Linked DNA regions of Mus musculus: all the other regions are linked to region 1. A link is a loop called in an ENCODE intact Hi-C map of the cell type or tissue named here. Cell type or tissue: left cerebral cortex. All regions are shown on one strand.

The links. Hi-C counts contacts between places; a loop is a spot of excess contacts. Peaks named below come from ENCODE experiments on the same cell type or tissue, not always from the same donor. Only the 100,000 strongest peaks of a DNase experiment are listed, where the experiment ranks them.
Region 2: a loop joins it to region 1, with 2.0 times the contacts of the local background. A loop is called at or near these places in 5 of 42 quality-filtered maps.
Region 3: it touches region 1 in a loop (4-fold over the local background); 2 of 42 quality-filtered maps call a loop at or near these places.

What each region holds. Positions count from the first base shown.
Region 1 is chr3:108,559,778-108,567,777 of GRCm38, reverse strand. It overlaps Tmem167b (transmembrane protein 167B), which reads left to right and starts at 5,312. Exons shown (of 3, transcript NM_026198.2): 1 at 5,312-5,507; 2 at 7,460-7,591. The coding sequence starts at 5,498. In left cerebral cortex, CTCF peaks have their summits at 4,254 (motif pointing right) and 4,956; DNase peaks (open chromatin) are centred at 4,616, 5,307, 6,808, 7,023 and 1 more place; H3K4me3 peaks cover 2,233 bases; H3K27ac peaks cover 2,449 bases.
Region 2 is chr3:108,463,052-108,471,051 of GRCm38, reverse strand. Elapor1 (endosome-lysosome associated apoptosis and autophagy regulator 1) reads left to right here. Exons shown (of 22, transcript NM_001346518.1): 12 at 1,045-1,150; 13 at 1,387-1,524; 14 at 3,036-3,299; 15 at 5,273-5,446; 16 at 6,617-6,797; 17 at 7,486-7,582. Among named protein-coding and RNA genes, the nearest start is that of Sars, 22 kb to the right of the region's middle. In left cerebral cortex, a CTCF peak has its summit at 4,404 (motif pointing left); DNase peaks (open chromatin) are centred at 4,429 and 4,752.
Region 3 is chr3:108,161,033-108,169,032 of GRCm38, reverse strand. No RefSeq gene overlaps it. Among named protein-coding and RNA genes, the nearest start is that of Gpr61, 10 kb to the right of the region's middle. In left cerebral cortex, CTCF peaks have their summits at 2,497 (motif pointing left), 3,931 and 4,134 (motif pointing left); DNase peaks (open chromatin) are centred at 2,382 and 4,118; H3K4me3 peaks cover 338 bases; H3K27ac peaks cover 1,136 bases.

The sequences.
Region 1 (8,000 bases):
TCTACAGAATAAAAAATAATGTCATATATATAATGTATATTCTTAAATTTGCTTATTCATCTGTCTTACCCAGTATGTTTTATTCTCTTGGCAGGCAGGGTCTTAATTTTGCCTGCAAAATCTAGCAAGCCCTCAGCATGCCATGGATCCTGGTAAATACTTTGTTTGTTTGATTGATTTTTTAAAAAAGATTTATTTAACTTTTTATTTATATGAGTATACTGTAGCTGTCTTCAGACCCACCAGAAGAGTGCATTGGATCTCATTACAGATGGTTGTGAGCCACTGTGTGGTTCGTAGGAATTGAACTCAGGACCTCTAGAAGAGCAGTCAGTGTTCTTGACCACCGAGCTATCTCTCCAGACCCTGTTTGTTTGATTTTGAGACAGGGTTTCCTCCACTCACTTTGTAGACCAGGCTGGCCTCAAATTCACAGAGATCCACCTGCCTCTGCCTCCTGAGTGCTGGATTAAGGCATGCACCACCACGCCTTATTGGTAAATACCGTTTTGTTTTGTTTTGTTTTGTTTTGTTTTGTTTTGTTTTGTTTTGTTTTTTCAAGACAGGGTTCCTCTGTATAGCCCTGGCTGTCCTGGAACTCACTTTGTAGACCAGGCTGGTCTCGAACTCAGAAATCTGCCTGCCTGTGCCTCCCAAGTGCTGGGATTAAAGCCATGCTCCACCACTTCCTGGCTTTAATGTAATACTTATATGGGAGAAATCAATATGTATGTATACACTTATACAGTAGAAATAGATATATATGTATAAACTGACAACACAGTTGCTTCATGGTATGGGAAGTTTTTATTGTAGATATGAGAGACAGAACAGCCAGAGGCATCTGGAAGAGTCCAGAGAAGAGAGAGAAAGTAGTAGACTGGACAAGGCCAGGGCTAGGGATGTGGGAGAAAGTAAAGAAAGCATCTTGAGATAGCAGGAGCAGGAACCTAAGGGGAGAATAGTGAAAAATGCTGCATTTCAAGAAGGATAAGTAGCTGTCAGGAGGGAAGCAAGCCCATGAACTAGAGGAAGTTTAGAGTAATGGAAGAAGTGAGAAGAGCTCGGATGCTAGGATGGACTTTGAACTATCTAACAGGTACTGAGGGGGCCTGGAGGCCTTCATGTGCTTTGATTGCTAGGAGATGACTCCTATTGATAGACAGTAGCCGGCTTCACAAGGTCCCAAGGAATGCTGGCTTTTACCATGCATAGTCCAGACTGAGCTCATCTCTAGATATTTGAGTTGCCTTTTGGAGTTTGGGGAATTTGGGCCTGACATACATACACGAGACCAAACTGGTACTGAATTCACAAAGACTGCATTATCTGTCTCCCAAGTGCTGGGACTACAGACATGAGCCACCATGTCCAGCTGGCAAGGAGATAGAAACTAGTTAGTTATTATGAGGGTAAGAACCTGCCTAAGTCATTATTCTATCGCTATGAAGAGACATGACCATAGCAACTCTTACAAAGGAAAAGCATGTAATTGGGGCTTTGCTTACAGTTTCAAAATCTTTGTTCATCCTCATCATGTCGGGAAGTCTGGTGGAGGGAGCATGATGGCAGGCAGGCAAAGGTTAGCGAACTAAGAGATATGCCCTGATCCATAGACTCAGAGAGAGACTGTGCCTGCCGGTGGGGCAGCTTTTTAAATCTCAAAGCCCACCCCCCAGTGACACACTTCCTCCAACAAGGCCACACCTTCTAATCCTTCTCAAACAGTATCACTCCTTATTGACTAAGCATTCAAGTACAGGAGCCTACGAGGGCCATTCTTATTCAAACCACAACAGTCACCTAGAGCAAGTAGTTTTTTTTCCACATTAAGGCTCTTCTCTTAAATGAATCTCCTGCTTTGTAAACTATGCTTGAGTACCTACATGAAACCAGGAGGAAATTCCTGAATACTTCATGTGTGGGCCAACTGAAGTGACCACTCTCTCCCCAACATCTTATCTTAGTTTTAGCTGTGATTAAAATCCTCCAGGCTATCAGCTTGATGGCAGGTACCCCACTTCTTGGTGTTTGGCCCTGCTGTCCAGGAGCTCTGCCTTCTTTCTCTTAAGCTTCCTCTGATAAAACTTTTAAACTCACTCTCTGTGGGCTATGAGTTTCTTTTTTCAAATTCAAGAGAGAACAGCCTGAAGCCACTGATCCACTGAGCTCCTGGCACCTTAACTCCTGGATTAACGCCCATCTCTGGCAAGAGACAAGGCTTCCAGCAAACTCAACAGTAGTACTTTCCCAAAATATTTTTATTGAACATAGTTTTTAGAATATATAAATCTTTCATGCTAAATAGGATATCAAATTACAAATTTTCTATCAAAGAGACCAATGTGGCTAGTAAAATGGCTCAGAAGGGAAGGAGGCTTGCTTCTAAACCTAACAACGTGAGTTTGGTCCCCAGGCCCCTCGTGGTAGAAGGAGAAAACTCACTTCTTTGAGCCGTCTTCTTATCTCTACATGTACACACACACACACGTACACACAGAAAAACACACAGAATAAAGAAATGCAAAAGAAAAGTGATATTTGCAAGCCGTGGAGCAGAATGGGTTACCAATGGAGTTAGCAATGAGAAAAATGGATTTTGTTTACAGATGTATTAAGAAAAAGCGAGAAATAACTTCTAAGAATGGGAGGAATGCCTTTCTTTTCTTTGACACTACTGAGGATTGAACGCAGAACTTTGAACCCATTAGGCATGTGTTCTATGGCTGAGCCACATCTCTGGCCCTTGTTTTATTGAAATGAAGTCTCACTACATGGCAAAGGCTGATCTGAAACTCACTCACTCACTCACCCACCCACCCACCCAAGTTGGTTTCCAACTTGACATTCCCCCAGCTCAGCCTGTTTTATTTTTATGTATGTGTGAGTGGTTTGTCTGTGTGTATATTTGTGTACCACAAGCCTGCTTGTGTGCCCACAGAGTCCAGAACAGCAGTGTGGGGCCCATGTAGAAGAAACTCAAAGTAATAAAATTAATGTTATAGAGGACTTAATGATAGATTTCCTTCACACAAGTAGAATTTAGCTACTTTTGCCTCCAAAATAATTAAAGGTAAGTAGCATGCTAACCAGCTCTGTTAGATAAATGAAGTTTTGGATGCTAGGATATAAATGTTTATTCATCAGGAATGACCAGCACACATTAGATCATATCTGCCATTAGACAGAATTGATTGAAGTGTACTTTGGGACTGGGACCCAAGATGACAGTGTTTGTGAAATGCATGCTTGTGAAGTGTATAAGCCAATGTGTATATGAGTTAGTGTCTTAGAGTTTCCATTGCTGTGAAGAGACACCACGGCCAAGGCAACTCTTACAAAGGTGCTGGCTTAGAGGTTCAGAGGTTCAGTCCACTATCATCATGGTTGGAAGCATGGCAGTTGTCCAGGCAGGCATGGCTCTGGAGGAGCTGAGGGCTCTGTATCTTGATCTGACTACAGCCAGGAGAAAGGGTCTAAAAGCCCACCCTACAGTAACACACTTCCTCCAACAAGGCCACACCTCCTAATAGTGCCACTCCCTGGGCCAAGCATACTGAAGCTACCAGTTAGTACAATCCTGTCAAGGCTGACTCTAATTTAGGCATTAACCACAGTCAGCCAGGCACTTTAGTACAGATCTTTGCCTTCATCTCTAAGTGTGAGGAACAATTTTTATTATTATTTCTACAACAGGATCTCCTGGAACCAGAGGAACATATCGTTGTGAGCCATCACTTGGATGCTGGAAACCTAACGAAGGTCTTAACAAGAGAAGCAAATGCTGTCAACCACTAAGCCATCTCTGCAGTCCTGTCTTGCTTTGTGGAATGTCCTGTGTGTATACACACATATGTAATCCAAGTGATTATATTAGTGATTATGTTAGGGTTTTTCTATATATCTTTTGGTTTTTGATGCTGTAATTTCTTAATTTGAGTATATTTTTTTCAATGACTCTTTTTTTTCTTCTTCTGGTTTTTCAAGACAGGGTTTCTCTGTATAGCCCTAGCTGTCCTGGAACTCACTCTGTAGACCAGGCTGGCCTCGAACTCAGAAATCCGCCTGCCTCTGCCTCCCAAGTGCTGGGATTAAAGGCGTGTGCCATCACTGCCCGGCTCAAGTACTCTTTCCTACATCAAACACTGTGGCTACTCTACTAGTGGTTTCCTCCTCTTGACTGTCCATTCCAAGTCTTCTGACAGTTTTGTTCTAGGTAACCAGGCGGTTCACAGCCAGCAGATGGCACTGTAGCAGGAATGGACAGAATTCTTAGGTTTCTGAGTGCAGCACTTTCAGTCAGACTCTAGAAAAGCAGACCCAGCTGTCTATAATTGAAGGTCCCAGTTTACAAAGCAGAACCTAAAGCTTTGTTCCCTGCACGCCAGCCCACCATTAGACTGTCATCATCTAGTCAAAACATCTTCAGAGAAGCCAGGGTACATTTCTGAAGAGGTGAGGCCAGCATGACTTAAACTCTGCAGATAAAGGAAACTATCCTGGTAATTTAAGGAAAAGAAAGTCATTCTAACAAACAGGAAGCTGTCTGAATGCTTCTGACAACCGAAAGCTTTAGGATCGGAAGCATGTGGCTTTTGTTATAGTTTCTTATTCCGTTTACGAAAGTCAGAGGCAGCTTGGCTAGATTTCCGCAAGAAGCCACCTAACAAGGGCTGTCCCAGGAGTCCGAGCAACTACTGTGGTATCCCCCTCAGCACTCAAACTCTCGTCGGGTTTCAGATATTACAGCACATATTACTGCTGCAGAGCATAGAAGCAAAACAAACAAACAAAACAAAACAAAACAAACAAGCCGTGTCCCCAAGAACGGTCCAACTATCCTGACAGTGGTGACGTTTTCAGCTTGGTATGGTAAGATACAGTGACCCTGCTGTAGTATACACACGTGCGCCACCTTACGTGCAATTGCTTCGCATTATAGCCTGGTTCCCAAGTGTTTTCTCTTGGAACTGTACCTGATTTCACTACCAGTTGTCACCTAAATAAGTTGGAGGAAACGGGATGGCTTTCTTTTGTTTCTTGGTCATGAATCACTGGAACCCTAAGTTTTGTTCTCAAGTAGATACAACGGGGAACGACATGTTCTGGCACACTGAACATGTGTCACAGAGCAATCCCTACAGCCTTTATTTTTCAAACACACTGTCTGGGTCCAGTCGGTCTAATTAGACAGGAGCAAGCAGGCGGACTTCCGGTTGCCATGACCACAAAGGAAGCCTCGCCCAACACGCTCTCCTCCCACTACGTAGGGACGCAGACGCTACGCAGGCAGGGCGAGGCTTTGGCTCGACGATCAGCTAATTATGCCTGATTGAGTTCGGCGTTTCTCTCGCTCGGCTCTCGCGCTTGCGTACTACGGCTCGTTCCCCGTCACCACGGCCCGGATCGGGAAGTGTCAAGTGGGAGCCGGGTTCCCCCGCATTTGCAGCCGCCACAGCTGAACCCGGACCCCTCACCCCAGCCGGGCACTACCGCCATGACGAACGGTGAGAGCTGGGGGCCCGAGCGGAGGGTGGCGGTAGAGGACTGGGACCAAACGTGGCGGGCGGGGCTAGACTGACGTGGCCGTTCCCCCCGCCCCCTCCCAGCCCGGCCCCCCTGGACCTTGGGGAGCCCCTAACTCCTGTCTGGGATGCTCCTTGCAGTTTCTCTTTTCTCAAGCCCATCAAGGTACCCTAGTGCCACACCTGACTTTTCGTTATCACCCTTTACTCTCTTTTCTTTCCTAGAAGTTGGTTCTGGCCGCTGGGGAGGTCGTTCACTATAGAATTATGTTGTTAGTCCCCAGGGGAGAGAAGCTGTTATCCAGTTCCCTAAGGTCTCATACTTTCTGACAGTAAGCTGGTTGAAAGGACTTAGTAATGGTATCAAATCCCACCGTTTGCGGGGGAGGTGATTGTAGACAACCCCCAAAGTTTTTTGTTTGTTTGTTTATTTTGTTAATTTAAAAGACACCAAAAAAAGCCTTCATTCGTTTGACTAAAGTCCTAGTTGGGTGGCTCCATCTGGAGCTTCTGGCTAATACCGCAAAGGGTGGATTTAGAAGCCGCCTTTTATTAGTGATGGAGCACTTGTAATTTTTCCAGATTGCTTCAAACAATTTTATAGTCATGATTTTCAGGTTCTAGAGCATGAATTAAGACCTTTATAGTCAGTCTTACAGGAACGGAAATAAGAAAGCCTTTTCTAGGTACTATGATTGGAGAGGCTCGGGAAAGTATTTCTCATAGACTTCCATAGACGTGACACTGAAGACTGAAATGTCATTTCCTTGTGAATTTTGGCATTGTCTCTTAACTTATAGGAGTAAAAGAGCAAGACATAAAGGCATCCATAGAAACTGTCTGTGAGCTGACTGATATACTGGAACTAGCTGTGAAATAGTTTCACTGGAAGAAGTCAGTATAGTCCAGAACTGGCGGGAACCGACAAAGACCCTGATTGTATATAATATCCATTTGAAGCTTTCTGGGTAGTCAGTCTTACCATAGTACACAAAGTTAAAGAAGGAACGGAGGAAGACATAGTGTAAACTAGGAAATAAAATATTCTGGCACAGTTGATTACTGAATAAAATCTGCCTTTATGTAATTCATTTTGCTTACCTGGGTATCACATGTAAGAAGCAGAACTAAGAGCTTTCTGTGTCACCTAAGCATCAGATACATTTTTGTTTTGTTGTTTTGAGAGTGGGCTTTGCAGGTTGTATTTGGCATGCCTCTAAGCCGAGCGTTGAGTAGGAGGAGGCAGGCAGACCACAAGTTTAAGGCCAGCCCTGCCTACACAGCAGGACGCTGTGTGGAGCAGAAGCAGGATATGGGCTCCCTTTCCCCTTTGTAACTTGGGCTGCACTTAGCTAACACCAGTGTTCCAGGGGTGCATCGTTCTGCCTCATGGACACCAGTGCTTCCTGTCTTCCATTTTGTGCCCATCTTTTGTCCTGGCAAGAATATGATTTGTTAACTGTACTGTACTTGAAATAGCAACGGAGTATAGCAAAAGTGTAGCCATATGAGGTTTAACTCTTGGAATTTCCACTAACGTTTATGGTCCGCCGTAACATATGCTTTACCAACAGATGCAGATCTGAAAATCTTGGCTAAAGACTGAGCTTTCCTGCATCAGATGAGTGATTTATATCAAGAACATATGTAAATCTGTATGCTCAGACTCCGAGGACTAGCCGAGTACTAGCCTCAGTTACTTCCAAGAGTGCCACACAAATACACGTGTGTCTTCTAGTTTGTAGTGAGGGCGGGGGAGTGGAGTGATAAAGGGGCTTTTTACAAGCAGGTTGGGGAAACAGTGCCAAGATCATGGACCCTTCCTGTTTACCGTTGGCCCTGCCGTTGAGGTGGCCTCAGCACTGCAGTCTGGGCAGCATCACCTCCTCAGGCACAGCAGCATCAAAGACTCTCTCTCCTTCTCTTTGTGACAGTGTACTCCTTGGATGGGATCCTGGTGTTTGGTTTGCTCTTTGTTTGCACCTGTGCCTACTTCAAGAAAGTACCTCGTCTCAAAACCTGGCTGCTGTCGGAGAAGAAGGGAGTGTGGGGTGTATTCTACAAAGGTAAGGCCTTATCTGCATGCAGAGAGAGAACATACGTAGCTACTTCTCAGCAACGGAGTATAGCAACAGTGTAGCCGTATGAGATTTAACTTTCGGAATTTCCACTAACGTTTATGATCCGCCTGAACATATGCTTTACCAACAGATGCAGATCTGAAAATCTTGGCTAAAGATTTTTGTGGTTCTAGAATAGAAGGCGTAGGACCAGGGTGATATTTGGACTCATGTTTACTATATGAGTGTGTTTGTGGTGTGTTGTAATTGTGTGGTTGCTGCTGTGTACACTTGGCTAGCTGAGCTGTGAGCTTCTGGAACTTGTCCTGCCTACTTAGCCTACAAGTACTGAGAGCACAGGTTTGTATTACAATAGCCATATTTTACGTGATTTCTGGGATTTTGACTCAGGTCC
Region 2 (8,000 bases), 97 kb after region 1:
GGGTGCTAGGAATCAAATCCCAGTACTCTGCAAGAGCAGCCAGCCAGTGTCCCCAATCTCTGAGCAGTCTCTCCGGAGCCCTGCCCCCATCCCCCACTCCACACCCCAGGGTAGATTAGTTTGAATGTCAACTTGATGAGATTTGAAATCACCCAGGAGACATATCTCTAGGTATGTCAGGAAGGGCATTACCAGAGAGGACTGACTAAGGAGAAAGATCTATCTTGGATTTTGAGCCACCTCATGCTCCAGAGGCCACACTTCCCCAGCAAGTGGGCTTTACCCCTCAGCCCATGAGCCAAATAAACAAACCCTTCTTCTTAAGTTGCTTTTCATCAGGCATTTTGTCACAGCAATGAGAAAAATAACTAAATATTCCGCTCACACAGTATTGCCCCTGCTGGCTTCTGACAGGCCGCTTGAATCCTTCCTCTCCACACTAGCCGAGAGAGTTAAAAAGAGACGTAAAAACAGGGCCACAGTCCCCTTTGCATTTCACTTTTTGTGCATTTATTTATTAGACTTATTTCTTTTACTTTGTGAGTATGCATGTTTTACATGGATATGTATATGCACCGTGTGTGTGCCTATTGGATCCCTTGGGACTGGAGCTATGTATGGTTGTGAGCCACCATATAGGTTCTGGGAATTGAACCTGGGTCCTTGGCAAGAGCAGCAACAGCTCTAAACCACTGAGCCATCGCTCCAGCTCATATACAGTTAGTTCATTTTTACCAGCTGAAGATTAGGCCAGAAGATTGAGCAGACCTGTCCCTGTTATAAAGCACACTCACACATGGTGTACTGGTGGATATCAATACTATAATGAGAGATAAAGAAGACATTTATCACCTCCACTCGGTAGCTGACGGAGCTAGGTCAAGGTCATATAGCTTGGGTGGCGTAATTGGACTTAGTTCCCACTTCTTTCCAACAAACGCCTTATCTAGGTCCCCCAAACCCACAGCTAACCCTTTCTGTTGTCTAGACCCTCCGAATTGCACTTCCTGGCCTCTGAGATGACTTTCAGTGTTTCTCTCACAGACCTCCACAGTCAGTGGTGGCAGACACAGAGAACAAAGAGGTGGCCAGGATCACATTTGTCTTCGAGACCATCTGCTCTGTGAACTGTGAGCTCTACTTCATGGTGGTAGGTTTCTTCTCCTAGCCAGATGGGGGCTTCCATGGGAGGGTTGGTCCAGCATGGCCCAGCAGTGAGGCAGTATACTGGACACCCATCATGGTGATCCCACGGATCAAGAGCCTAGAGGGACTGCCAGGGACTCCCTAGTACTTAACACAGGTCTGACCAGTGTGTTAGCCCACAGCATAGTGATTGCCTCACGAAGCAATCCCGCCTTCCTCACTTGCCTCCCCTGGGCTCAGGGCATGAATTCCAGGACCAATACTCCTGTGGAGACGTGGAAGGGCACCAAAGGCAAGCAGTCCTATACCTACACCATCGAAGAGAATGCTACTGTGAGCTTCACATGGGCCTTCCAGAGGACCACCCTTCATGAAACAGTGAGTCCCTCCCCTCCCTCCCGTCCCTCCCGTCCCTCCCATCCCTCCCTTCCCTCCCCTCCCTCCCGTCCCTCCTGTCCCTCCTGTCCCTCCTGTCCCTGGTGCAGACTGTGACCACAGGGCTCCTGCTGTGAGCTCATGCTGGCTTCTGAGTTCATAATCTGCAGGAGCCAAGCAGGAATGCTAAGCATGGCCTCTGAGGGCTTGAGCCTTTTCTAAATGACTTCCCCTTACAGTCTCTACCACAAGTGAAGCCAGACATATAGCTATTTTTAAAAATAATCACTCTGTTTTTCTTTCATTTTTGAGACAGGGTCTTGGTCTGTAACCCAGGCTGACCTAGAACCTGTAATCCTCATGCCTTAGCTTTCCCAGAGCTAAGATGAAAAGCTTTGCTTTATTTTCTTAACTCAAAAAACAAAAAAAAAACAAAAAAAAAAAAACAAAACCAAACAGATGTACTGCAGAAAACAAATCAACCTGGGCTGTAAAGTGGGCCCTGTCTCAACAAACAAACAAACAAAAAACCAAATCACCCATAAACCTGTTACCCAGAGATAACCCAATTACTATCTTGGAGAGTGTGCATTCTTTGTTTCTATGTCTATCTCTGCCCCTCTCTGCATCCCTTATGTATACTAAGTCTATATTTTCATCCCCACTCCTCAGTCCCTGGCTTTTAGAGACAGGCCATTCTAATCCAGGCTGGTTGTCTTCCACCTTGCGATCCTCCTGCCTCTGCCCCTGAGTGCTGGGATTCTAGGGTAGTAAGACCACACCCAGTCCTAATTTTGATTTCTTTTTAAGTACGTGGATTTTTTTTCTTTTTTCTTTGACAAAGACCCCCCCCCATATATTAGAATTTCCTATAAATTCCCCATGGCGCATAACATGGAACTTAAAATGGGTTAGTCTTGTTAATTACACAAAATATACCTTAAAAGCCATTGTTCTTTTTAAAGTTAAACTATTTATTTATTTACTTACTTACTTATTTACTTAACTTTTGGTTTTTTGAGACAGGGTTTCTCTGTGTAGAGCTCCACCTGCCTCTGCCTCCCAAGGGCTGGGATTAAAGGTGCACACCACCACCACCTAGCTCTCTATTTTTAGTATCGTTCATCTTTAATTTTCATACAAAGAGCCACCATGAAATAAAGTGAGAAAGATGCTTCTAGTGGTTCAGTCAGTACCAGCTGTTGCCATGGAGCCCGAGGACCTGGGTTTGATCTCTAGCATCCATGTAAAAGCCAGGACATGAGACAATTAGTTCAGTGAGAGACCCTGTCTCAAAAAATGAGATGGAGAGTGATGAAAGGAACGTCTGATATCCACATCTGGCTTCTACATGCATACTTACATATGTGCATGTACATTCACATACACATATACACATGTACACACGTACACACGTGTACATGCACAAGTAAAGTGAAAATAAACTCTGCTCTTCCTATGGCTGCTGCTGCTTCAGGCCTCTCCTTTCTCTGCTTTTGTTCCCTCATCTCCAGGGCAGGAAGTATACTAATGATGTCGCCAAGATCTACTCAATCAATGTCACCAACGTCATGGGGGGCGTGGCCTCCTACTGCCGTCCCTGTGCCCTAGAAGCCTCTGATTTGGGCTCCTCCTGCACCTCTTGTCCTGCTGGCCATTACATCAACCGGGATTCTGGGACCTGCCACCTCTGTCCCTCTAACACCATCCTGAAAGCTCACCAGCCTTACGGTGCACAGGCCTGTGTGCCCTGTGGTCCAGGGACCAAGAATAACAAGGTGCCGGGTTCTAAGTGGAATTCTCCAGGGGCTGAAACCCATATGGCCCCCCTTAAACACCCCCACCCCCAGCCCCACACTCAGGTTGTTGTGGAGGACACTAACCAGGAGGTGTCTGTGGGTGGTGAGTCCATAGCAGGAGGTCTTGTCTTCCCTCTGTAGCAGGCAAGTCACATTTTCAGTTGGTGGAGATCAGTGACCCTGTGGTCCAGAGGTTTGGCATCTGTGCAAAGACCTGAAGGGAAGAAGTAGTGGGGGTCTGTGGCCCATGTTTAGCTCATTAGCACAGTAATCTGCCCCCTCTGTTTTAGGAAGGTGAGCCAACCTTTGCTGGTACCTACAGTTAATCAGCATTGCTGCCATCCATCCAAGGGGCTTCTCAGCTCTACGGATAGAAGAATCTAGTGTGGCCCAACAGTGACACTGCCCCCAAGTAGTTTTGCATCCATGCGCATACATGTACATGGTGGCTCCTATCAGTAATCCCTCACTTGGGAGGTAGAGGAGAGGAAGTCAGGAGCTCAAGGTTACTCTTGTCCTACACAGCAAGTTTGAGATCAGCATAGAACTCATGAGACCCTGTCTCCAAAACAAACAAACAAACAAACAAACAAACAAAAAGATAAAACCCCAAACAAAGTACATATGAAGAAAGGCTCTTAGATAGTTGTTAACATTTAGAATTAATTTGTATTTTGACTGCTCACACCAGAAAGACACCTATAAGATGTTATTCATTTATTTAAATTTATTTATGTATTTATGAGACCAGGTCCCATGTAGTCCAGACCAACCTCAAACACTATATAGTCTTGCTCTATTTATCTGCAAAGGGTGTACATTCATTGTACAGACCCCTGAAAATTTTTTAGGGCAGTGGTTCTCCAACTGTTGAGTGGGAGTGGCATGCCAGATATCCTGCATATCAGATATTCACGTGACAATTTCTAATAGTAGCAACATTACAGTCATGAGGTAGCAATCAAGATAATTTTATGGTTTGGTGTCTTAAAGGATCTTAAAGGGCCACAGCAGTAGGAAGGTTGAAGACCACTCACTGTCTTAGGGTTCACCTGAGACGTTCTTCATAGTCTTTCCCTGGAGCGCCCTCTGCTGGTGGGGCAAGGGGAGAATGGCAGTATGTCAGACTGCCTGCCTCTGACTGGGGTCTCTGACACAAGGACCAGGAAACAAAGTTCCTTCCATAGTTGGGTTTCCTACAGAGAACTCCAGCAAAAGGAAGGAAGTTTCAGTGTGTTTGAAGTGGGCATGTGTGCGCCGCATAGGCGGGGAAGAATAGAAGCCTCTTTCTTGCCACTCAGAAGCCCTTATTTCAGTTAAGGCTCTGCTGTCTTCTGCTTGAAAGACAGGGTTGGTCACAGAGCACATGCCCAGCCTGCACAAGGCTCTAGGTTTGGTCCCTAGCCCTATTAAAAACAAAATCAGACAGAGATCCCCCTGTGAATACTGGCACGGGAACCTCAGAGTCCTGAAGTGGAATACATGTGCCACAGTAAATCATAGATCTATTCAAAGACTGAGACAAGGGGACATTGAGCGGACATGAATGAAAAGTGTGTTGGCCGTATTGGAACAGGGATCACTGGCCACCATGATTAACACGAGAGCGGCATCAGTCCAAGGCTGAGTGGACAGTTCCCGGGCAGATGTCCTTGTAAAAGTCCTTTGTGTATCCAAGGGGTGTCCTTTTAAGCGTCTGCACACTGGTGCCTCTGTCAGTCTTTCATGATGGCCACCACTTCAGACATGTTCATCTTATGTGTGCCAATAATCAATAGCAAGGTAGATCCTTTAGGGGTCCGCTTCACTCCATCTAATGTACCTCAGTCCTTCCTTCCTCCTCTTTCATTTCCTCCCGGCTGGCACAAGCTGTGGGGGGGGGGGGGGCCCGCTACTCCACTGCAGCTCTCAAAGCCTGAGACTGGCCACTGACTGGATCCTCTCCCCCTCAGATCCACTCTCTCTGCTACAACGACTGCACCTTCTCCCGAAACACCCCCAGCAGGATTTTCAACTACAACTTCTCAGCTCTGGCAGGCACCGTCTCTCTGGCAGGGGTGCCGAGCTTCACCTCGAAGGGGCTGAAGTATTTTCATCATTTCACCCTGAGTCTCTGTGGAAACCAGGTAAGCAAGCTGTGTGAGCTAGCAGTGTGTGTGCACTGGGAAGTGGAGAAAAATAAAAAGGCAAAACAAAAACACAAACAAAAAACCAACACAAACAAAGAAAAAACAACAAACAAACAAAAACACACAGAATCTCTGAGGCATCCAGGGAAGGAGAGAATTAAAGAGGTTTAAATAGTTGAAGCCAGCCTCCCTCAGGGAGCTAGAAGAAGTAACCTGGGAAATTGGGGTGGGGGTGGGGGGGTCTTTCTATTCCTGCCTCAGCCTCCCAAGTACAAGGTATACACTCATCTCCACGGCTGGTCACTGCAAGGTTAGTAAAGACCAGACGTGCCAGGCAGGGTGGCACAGAAACAATCCCTGCCCTCAGACGGTTGAGGCAGGAGGATCTGGTATTTGAGGTCAGGCTCTACAGGGCAACTATCTCAAAAAAAAAAAAAAAAAAAAAAAAAAAAAAGCCAGAGCGGAGAAGCCAGTTTCCTTCTCAGCACACAGTTTGCTTTGTTTTATGTCGCTCTTTTACAAAATAGAAAGGGAGAGGCTGAGAGAAGAGCGAACAGTTGAGAGGCCGGAACACTTTGGCAGGCGTAAGGCCCTAGGTTCATTCTCCCAAAACCTAAAGACTACCCAGACTTAGGAGTCCTTAAGTACCTAGCAATCCCACGTATTTGGGGAGGGGGGATGAAGCAGGGCAATCATTAGTTCTACTGGGTTCCTCTGTTTGAACCCCTGGGAGTCGGTCCATACAGTGCTTCCAAGACAGCAGAACCACAGCCCCAAGGGAAACAAGAAGGGAGCAAACCCCAGCCCTAATGTTCCAGTAAATGCCATTGGCCTCGGGGCTCAGTTGCATAGCTCAGCTTCTGTCTAGAGGATGCATGCAGATACATAAGGACCCTTGACCTGTTGGTTAGAAGGCCAAAGCAGCTGCTACCAGCACAGTCGAGGTGACCACAGGGAAGTACAAGGCCAGTGTCTAGAAACTGGGACAAATCTTTACCTTCTCCTCCACTCCCGCCTCTTCCCACTTCAGTCTTCTTGTGAGCATCACTCTACTGCAACACAGGATGGTGACGCTTATCGTTTAGATGTGGGGGAATGGGGAATGTCCCCTGTTCCTTTTGGGACTCTTCTGTGATCATTTGCTTTCTTCCACGTGTGCCCTACCAGGGGAAAAAAATGGCTGTGTGCACAGACAATGTCACTGACCTCCGGATCCCTGATGGTGAGGCCGGCTTCTCTAAGTCCGTCACAGCCTATGTCTGCCAGGTTGTCATCATCCCCTCTGAGGTGATGGGCTACAAGGCCGGGGTGTCCTCACAGCCCGTCAGCCTTGCTGACCGACTTGTTGGTGAGTAAGCCAGCTACCCTAGGCTTGCTTGAGTGTGTGTGTGTGTGTGTGTGTCTGTGTGCCTCTCTCAGTGTATGTGCATCTCTTTGTGTATGTGTATATCTATGTATGTGTTTCTGTGTGTCTGTTTGTGTATATGTGTATGTGTCTCTCTGTGTGTTTGTGTTTATGTTTATGTAGGTGTCTCTGTGTGTCTCTGTGTGTGGGTTTGTGTGTCTCTGTGTGTATTTATGTGTATCTGTGTTTGCATGTGTGTCTGTGTGTGTTTCTTTCTGTGTGTACGTGTGTGTCTCTGTTTGCATCTCTGTCTGTGTGCACGCCTCTGTATATGTATATCTCTGTGTGTATTTGTGTTTGTATTTGTGTGGATTTCTGTGTGCCTGTGTGTGTTTTTATGTCTCTCTCTCTCTCTCTCTCTCTCTCTCTCTCTCTCTCTCTCTGTGTGTGTGTGTGTGTGTGTGTGTTACCAAATATGAGGCTGGTGGCTGGAAGATACATGGCCCCATGTGAGGGGTCCAACTTCCTGATCATTTTCCAATTTCATTCCATGTGCCCCTGGCATCACTTTTGCATGAGCCACTCCGTAATATGATGGAATAAAGGTTGGTTGTTGACAGGCTTTGAAAGCATTGAGGTAGTTACCAGCTAACACTATGAGCAAGAACTAATGGGAGCTCTGGTTTGACAGGAGTGTCAACAGACATGACCTTGGAAGGAATCGTCTCCCCAGTTGAACTTTTTCACCCAGAGACCTCGGGAATTCCGGACATAGTCTTCTTTTTTAGGTGAGTATGAAAGACCAGGCTAAAGCAACCTCACACTCTTCCACAAAATCGCCCTCCCCTCCCACCCCGCCCCACAATCCACCTCCTACTTGTCAAGCCTGAACAAGATTGAGGTCTAAGGCTACCCAGTCATCCCAGTAAAAGCTGGCTGTAACTTGACATGAGCGTTTTGCATATTCCTGGGGCCATTGTGCACTGGCTCAGGGAGAAAGATGGAGGATCTGCCATGATCTTCCCTTCCCCGAGGGAGGTCCCAGTCTGTGCTAGCCTTTTCTTTCTTAGGCCAGGGCATTGCCCCCCTTGATTAGATTTCCCTGGTCTCTACTCTCTCCACATAAGGACCAAAGTTTGTACCCTCCCTGTCTGTTAAGGAGAACCTGAGTCCATTCATGCTCAAATCGCCCCATGTTGACTCCAC
Region 3 (8,000 bases), 400 kb after region 1:
TGCCTCCCACCCACTGGCAGACAGAATGAAAATCACTGCTGAGGTCTGAACCCTTGTAAAAGCCTTTCCCCCACATTCCTTCATGTAAGCCTCAAGGCCGTGGTGGCGGACTTCTTACACATCAGAACTTGCCCTGATCTGGCCTAGGATTTGCCATAGGCCACCAAGGGAACAAACTGGGGACTTTAGCCATGTTCCTCCCCACAGGCATCTTTGTCTCCCTTTGTTCCCCTTCCTGGACCCCTTCTCTGCTTGGAGAGGGGGCTCTCTCTGGTGTCCTTGATTCTCAGCGCTCTGTTTTTCAATCACAAGACTTCCACTGCTAGATCTTAGTCCCTGAAATACCCTGTTCTGGGGCTCCTGCTCCAGCTGCTCCAGCCATCCCTTGCTCCCCAGCCCTCATATTCCAGCTTGAACCACAGGGATTCAACATCTAAGTCCCTGATGCTGAGGCTGTCACTCCTTCCCTCCCTGTTCTGAGTCCAAGAGAAGAAAACAGAGATTAGCATCCTGTGCACACAGGAAACAAAGATGCCAGTGGCCCCAGGAAGCCCCACTTACGTGCTCCCTGCTCCCTGGTCCTGTTGCTATGTCAGCATCTATCTCCTGTAGACAACCCCTTCTCTCCCAATGTTAGAAGGAAGAGCAACCCTGGTTTCTAGTCTATTCCTGTGTGCCTGGCTAGAGGGAGTTTAGCTGAGGTAAAGTTATCCCCAGACTCTGTCTGCCCTGAGCACTGCTTGACTGCAGACAGACAGATGGCTCACCGTCAGACAGAGTGGAGCCCAGTGGTCTCTGCTAAGCCTCTTAGGTAGTCACTGCTCCTTTCCATTACTGAAGTTCATCTGATAGATGACTCTGGTGGTGTAACCAACATGCCCGTGACAGTCCTAGATCTCATCACTGTTCTAAGAGCCCTGAGCAGAGGTTGGGGACTGGGAGCAAGGGTAGGGGTGGGGATGAGGGTAGGGGGTGTTTTCTGATTTGGTGGAGAAGATCTCACCTTGAGCAAAGCCTCTTCCCAGGGACACAGCCTCCTCATCTGTAACACACATTCCCAGTGCCCTTCCCTTCCATGTGCTTCTACTTAGAGCCAAGTACTGGTTTCTAAGGGCTGGAACTCAGCTGGATAGAGTTCAAGTCTAGAATTCAGACCACTGTCTGTCTGTCTGTCTGCCTGTCTGTGCTTCATTCACGACGGACTCTGCAGGGGCTGTCCTAGCAGTCCGGAGAGCAGAGGAGGTTGTATGTAGCTGGCCTCTGTTCACAGGGGCAGAACCGCTGTCTGGCACTGCAGCAGCTGGGGCTCTGAGAGGCCTAGGGACTCTCGCGGTTTCTCATGGCCGTGCTGTGTGGGAAGAAGGGCAAAAGCGAACACTCCTCTCCCACCTCTGCCAGAAACTCGAGGACATGAGCCTGGGAGACCTCAGGGCTCCGTGAAAACTCAATGTGGGATGCTTGCGAGGGGTGGCTGAGGCCCGGAAGGAGCATCTGACAGAAGACGACTCAGGCAGGCACGGCAGAGCTCAACACTCAGCCTCACCATCTCTCACTAAATCAAATGAGAGAGAAGCCCATGATTTTTCAGAGGTTTCCCCCCACCCCCACCCCAGGTTTGACACTTTAAAACTCTGAAAGTAAAGAGTCAGTTTACTAAGCAATTCTGGGCTCCCTCGAACTCCTGGGGTCAGGTAGCTTGCCTCAGGTGTCACCCAGCTGAGCCTCAGGCCAGGGACGGGGTGTGGGGGGCAGGGGAGAGCTGTCATCTCTTCCTTCCATCACCCCTATTCCCTAAGGATCAGAAGAGCTGTCATTTCCCCATCTCACAGGAAACCAAACCCAACTGAGCCCAGGGGCACACTGAAGTGGCCAGGGGCCAAGAGAAGCAGCTGCCTTGGGTGTCATCTTGCTGCAGGAGTGGAGAGGACCTGGACTTTTAAGGTCCCCTTTGAGACTGGGTAGGTAATACGAGTCTTTCCCCTCCCATTACCCTGGGAGAGAAGGTTGGAATGGTCCCCAGAACTGGGCCAGCACTGGCCCCAAAGTGTGTCTATCTCACTCACCAAGCTCCCAGATGGTTAGAGCTGGGTTTCCACGTGTGAACTCGAAGCTTGTGCGCAGGAGGCAGCCTTTGAGAGAAACACAGCCCAGAGAGCCAGGGGAGGCAGCCACCAAGCTGTTTCCCCCACACACAGACAGGGTATTGATCCTGCTCGCTCACTCCCCCCCCCCCCCCCCCCCCCCGCCTTTTCTCCACTTCATGGCGCAGCTAATGGCCTGGAAAAGACTGGCCAGCTGTTCCCCAGCTGTGACATAATGAGCCCAGGGACGATCAATGCCGTTCCGGTCTCTAATTAGGCCGGGAACTGGCTGGGGTGAAAGTGTGGCCTGTTTCCTGAGGGTGCAGCTTCCACTCCAGTCCCCAGCTGCATTTTGCTGGCAGCCACCTGGGCCCCTGCATCTGCACCCTGGAGGAATAGACAGGGCCCTCCAGTGGCCATTGAGAGGGTTTCTGGCCCAGAATTCTGTCTAGGGAGGCAGAAGTAGAGGCTACAGAATCTCTCTCTCTCTCTCTCTCTCTCTCTCTCTCTCTCTCTCTCTCTCTCTCTCTCCCTCCCTCCCTCCCTCCCCTTCTCTCTCTCTCTCTCTCTCTCTCTCTCGTGTGTGTGTGTGTGTGTGTGAGAGAGAGAGAGAGAGAGAGAGAGAGAAAGAGAGAGAGAGAGATGGCTTCCCCTTGCTTGCTGTCATATCCTATTCTCTGCTTGCAGTCACTTGGTGCAGTGGTCTTCAACCCTGGTCCCCGCCAGCTCCATAGGCCTGAGGCTCTGTCGAGGACTCTCCCAGACACAGGTCCCAGATACCCAAGCCAGAGGCTAAAGGCAAGTCTGGCCGCTGGCCCAGCCTCCCTCTGCTATTCCTTCCCTCATCCAGGGAGGCAGGGACCAGCGCTTCAGTGTGCTCAGTGCAGGGGAGGAAGTAAAAGGTGTACATTCAAGCAGAGACAGGAGGAGAGTGGAGAGCTGACCCAAAGCCTGGAGCCAGAGAGGAGGAGGGAGGAAGGAGGGAAACAAAAGAGCCAAATAAGAAAGGCAGAAAAGGCGAGAAAATGGGGCAGTCAGTCCAAAGAACGGGAAGCTTAGGGAAAAGAACCAGGCCACGCCTTGTGCTCTGTGCTCGGAGGGTCAGCCCCCAAGCGTGGGATCAGATGCCCCACTAGGGAAGCTGAGGTGCCACAGAGACTCTCCAGGGGCCTGGTGTGTAATTTCAGGACCAGGAAGAGAATGGTTGGGGTCAGAAGGGCACAAGGCAAGAGCAGGGGTGTGTGGGCGGGGCTGCCTTGAGGGCTGAACAGGCCAGTGAGCTGTGCTCTCTAAGTACTGGGGGAGCTGAGAGCAAAGTCAGAAGAAGAGGAGGGGGTATTTTAGGATCCCCAAGAAGGCTCTGGAGGGAGGGGCCTGGGATTTCTGCAGCCTCTAATTCAGAGCAAGTCAATATGGCCCCGTGGTTTTTAGGGGTAGCCTGGGTTGAAGAGTATACATTGCCAGCCAGCCCTAGCACCATTTGAAACTTCAAACACAAACCGATCAGACCCAATTGATTATGTTTATCCCTTTCTTGGGCCATCCCCGACTCCTGGGCACTCTTTCTGTCTGGCTGTGATTCCAAGAAGAGACCCATTTGGAGAGACCAAAGTGTCCAGTTTCGTTCATCTTCTATCCCACCTGCCCAGGCAGTGAGCCTTTGAAGCGTCAGGGCCACAGATGGAGCCCGCCAGGAGCTACCCAAAGACCATAGCTGTTGGCTCAGATCAAAATGCACACAGGAAACGACATTCCCCGGCCAGCAGTCTCGATTCAACTATTCATCAGAAGCCGAGGCTTACGGAAGCTAACCTGTCCACACAGGGGAGCTGCGGGGACATCAGTTCATCAAACCCGCCACAGCCTTTTCTCTTGGGAGATCTGTCCCTCCTGCCCACCCTTCACAGCCGAGACTGCAGCCATGTGGAAAGGTGCCCAAGAGACCACAAGCCCCCAGGATAAAGAAAGCAGGTGTGGGGTTGGCAAAGAGAAGCTGTGTAGCAAGACACTGCAGTAACTCTTCAGAGCTCTGTGGCCAACACTGCCCTCCTGTGGCTAAAATGTACCAGTGCAGGCGGAGGGCCCTGAAACCTCTCAGATTGGTTGGTTCTCTTTTCCCATCTTGAGCCTTCTTATCCAGGGTCCCCCTGCCTCAGTATGAAGCTGTAGACGCTCTCTAGATTATTCCTAAAAGCCAAACTGTAAGAAAGACAGATTCTACATAGCACTCTTTATCACGCACTCTGAGGGGGCACTCACAAGACATCTCTCAATCCCAAAGGAGCCGATCAGAGTTAACGGTCTCGGAGTGTGGTCAGATGGGCATGAGAGCCAAGTAAGGCATGGTTCTTTCTGATCGTGGGTATTCCAGAAGTACAGGGAGAGAACTAGGACGAACGAAGAGTTGCTAAGGAGAAAGACCATGAGGTGGTGGCCAGCTTGGAGAGGAAAGAATTAGCTTTCCCTTGTGCACACTTGGGCCTGGTTGGGTTGGGCTAACCACAAGACACTTGAACAGTTTTCCCCCAGAGACATAGAGCAGAAGTGGCTCCAAGATGACACCCAGGGCTGGTTTGGTTCTTTCCAGAGGGGAAATCAGCCCAGCTCTTTGTTCATAGGCCAAGGCTAAAGTTGGTCTTCAGTTGGGCATCGGAAGCTGGCCTTGGGTGCCACACCCCCATGGGTCAGCCTGGGCAGCGTTTTAGGACGTCAGGAACCTAAATGGGGGGGTTTCTGGTATCCAAACTGCTCCTCTGTCCCTTTTCATTTCCTCCCCAAAGATCAGACACGCAGCCTGCACACAGTTACCTGGCCTAAGTTCTAAAGACTCCACTGGAAATCAGAGGAGCATTGATCTCCGTGTCTGCTCCCCTCTGGCCTGGCCGGTTCTCTGTGTTCCCTCTGGCCTTCCTTTTCCATCGGTCCTACATCCTAGCTCCTTCATGACATACACACTTTATGCTCCTCTCTCTGGTCTCAAAACACAAGGAAAAGCCAAAGTGTTTAGTTTAGCTCCCTTTTCTCTGGAACTTGTAGGTTCAGTCATATTTAACTGTTGACTCTCAAAGATCACTGGGGATAGACCCTGGTTTCCCTGACCACAACATTTTGCTGTGTTGATGTCCAAGTGTGACCCCTCAGCCAGGCTCACAAGACCCCTGCAACCCCATAGAGCTGCCTGTCTATTCTCCCTTCTATTCTCCCTTCTTTCCTACATGCAAATTATTTTCCTGTCAAGTGAACGACTCAAGATGGACATCTTGATAATTTCTTTTCTTCATCTTCCTTCCTTCCTTCCTTCCTTCCTTCCTTCCTTCCTTCTTCCTTCCTTCTCTGCCTCTCTCTCTCTCTTTCTCTCTCTCTCTCTCTCTCTCTCTCTCTCTCTCTGTGTGTGTGTGTGTTTGTGTGCATGTCCCTGTATCTGTGTGTGAGTGGTCATGATGACTAGGGCATGTGCATATGTCTGTGCACCCATGTGGAGGCCACAGAGCAAGTGTGGGTGTCATCTTTGGAAACGCCTTACATCTCTTTTGAGACAGGGTCTCTCATAAGAACTTACCCTTTAGGCTAGACTAGCTGCTCCAAAAAGCCCTGGGGACCCTGTCTCTGCCTCCCTGTACTAGAGTTGCATGCACCTGCTATCACTATTGCTATCTTTACGTGAATTCTGGGGATCAGGCTCACATCCTCTTGCCTGCACCATAAGCGCTTTAACCCGAGCCATTGTCTCAGATCTTTCCTTTCTTTGAGACAGTCTCAAATGTAGCATAAGCTAACCTTGAATTCATGATCCTCCTGCCTCAGCCTCTTGAGTGCTAAGATTACAAGGGTGTATATCCATTCAGGGTTCCTGATATTTTTTTCCTTTATTGAAAATACGTTTGTTTTTAATACAATTCATCCTGATTACAGTTTCCCTTCCCTCTACTCCTCCCAGTTCATCCCCACATCCCTTCATCTGGTTCTATCCCCTTTCTGTCTCTCATTAGAAAACACTATGTACTATATATATATAATACAATATAATATAATACAATATAATCAAACACATCAGAATAGGACAAAACAAACAAACTAAAGGAATGAGTCCAAGAAAACTCATAAAAAATAGATACAGATGTGGAGACCCACTTACACACTCAGGAATCCCTTAAAAACACCAAACTGGTAGCCACAGAAGATACGCAAAGGACCTGTAGAGTGAGAGGAAGAGACAGAGAGACGGAGAAGTTTAAGAAACAAAAATCTCTGACATTACATTATGGAACAAGGGACCACCAAAGCTGCCGCTGAATTTGTTCTCTGCTGGCCAGTACTGCTGGACACACAGCCAGAGTAGTTTGTTCCCCCAGGGAGACTCCCTTAGAGGAAATTAAATTTTCATTTGCAAGTAATTATCAATTGGAGATAGCCAACCCACACCTGACACTGTTTGGGGGAACCAAGAACCTGAGACTAGATAGCTTAGGGGCCTAAGGTAAAGCCAAGTGCTACTGCTCTATTAAAAGAATGTAGCAAACAACTCCCAGTGACATTTTGCTCTGCTCATAGATCAGTGCCTTACTTAGCCATCATCAGAGAAGGTTATAGGAACAAATTCAGAGACACACAGCCAGACAATATACAGAGAGTGAGGTACCTTGAAATACTCAGCCCGCAACAGAAGTCTCCATCAAATCTCTTCCCTCGGGACTCAGGGAATCCTGGGAGCAGAAAGAATGTAAGAACGAGAGAGGATGGAGGACCCCAAGGAATCAAGATCTACATAACAGAGTCAATGCTCATGTGAACTCAAGGCAGCGAATGAGGCAGCATGCAAAGGTTCTGGGTTTTTTTGTTTTGTTTTTGGTTTTTTGAGACAGGATTTCTCTTTGTAGCCCTGGTGTTGTGGAACTTGCTCTGTGGACCTGGCTGGCTCCAAACTCACAGAAATTCACCTGCCTCTGCCTCCAGAGTGCTGGGACTAAAGGTATGTACCATCATTGCCCAGACTTGATATGTGTGTGTACATATATATGTATGTATTATGCATATGAGTGCTCTATCTGCATATACACCTGCATGCCAGAAGAGGACATCAGAGTCCAGCATAGATGGTTATGAGCCACCATGTAGTTGCTGGGAATTGAACTCAGGACTGCTGGAAGAGCAGAAACCACTGAGCCATCTCTCCAGCCCCCCTGATATGTTTTTGCACTCAGCGTTCTCCATGATTTGCTAAGCCTGTGCCTTTCTCCTGAACCACCAACTCCTCCTCAGCTTCCTTCCATCACTTACAGTCAGCATCACTCCCAGAAGGAGTTTCTAATCTCCTACAGCACAGCATGGCCACTGTGGTCGGAAACTAATGGACTCTTCCAAGAATAACCCACAGAATTGAGCATGGAGATGTAAGGCTGCAATCCTGGTTCTTAGGAAGCTGAACTACAAGGAATAGGAGTTCAAAATCAGCCTGAGCTACATAAGGACCCGTAGCTCACAACCATCCTTTACTTTAGTTCCAGGGGGTCAGATACTTACTTCTGACCTCCCTAGGTACCAGGCATTCATGTGCTACACAAGCATAAACACAGGCAAAGCACCCATATACATCCAGACAGTGGTGGCGCATGCCTTTAATCCCAGCACTCAGGAAGCAGTGGCAGGCTGTTCTCTGAGTTCGAGGCCAGCCTGGTCTACAGAGTGAGTTCCAGGACAGCCAGGGCTACACAGAGAAACCATGTCTTGAAAAAACAGACAATCCCGCCCCCCAACAACAACAAAATATCCCACTTATATACATAAAGTAAAAATATGTAAAAGAAATAAGTGATACAAGTGTGAAGTGATGTTAATTACTCTGATCCAGCAACACATTGCATACAATTGTGCCTTGTGAAAACATACAATTATTATGTGTGAATTGAGGATGGAGACAGC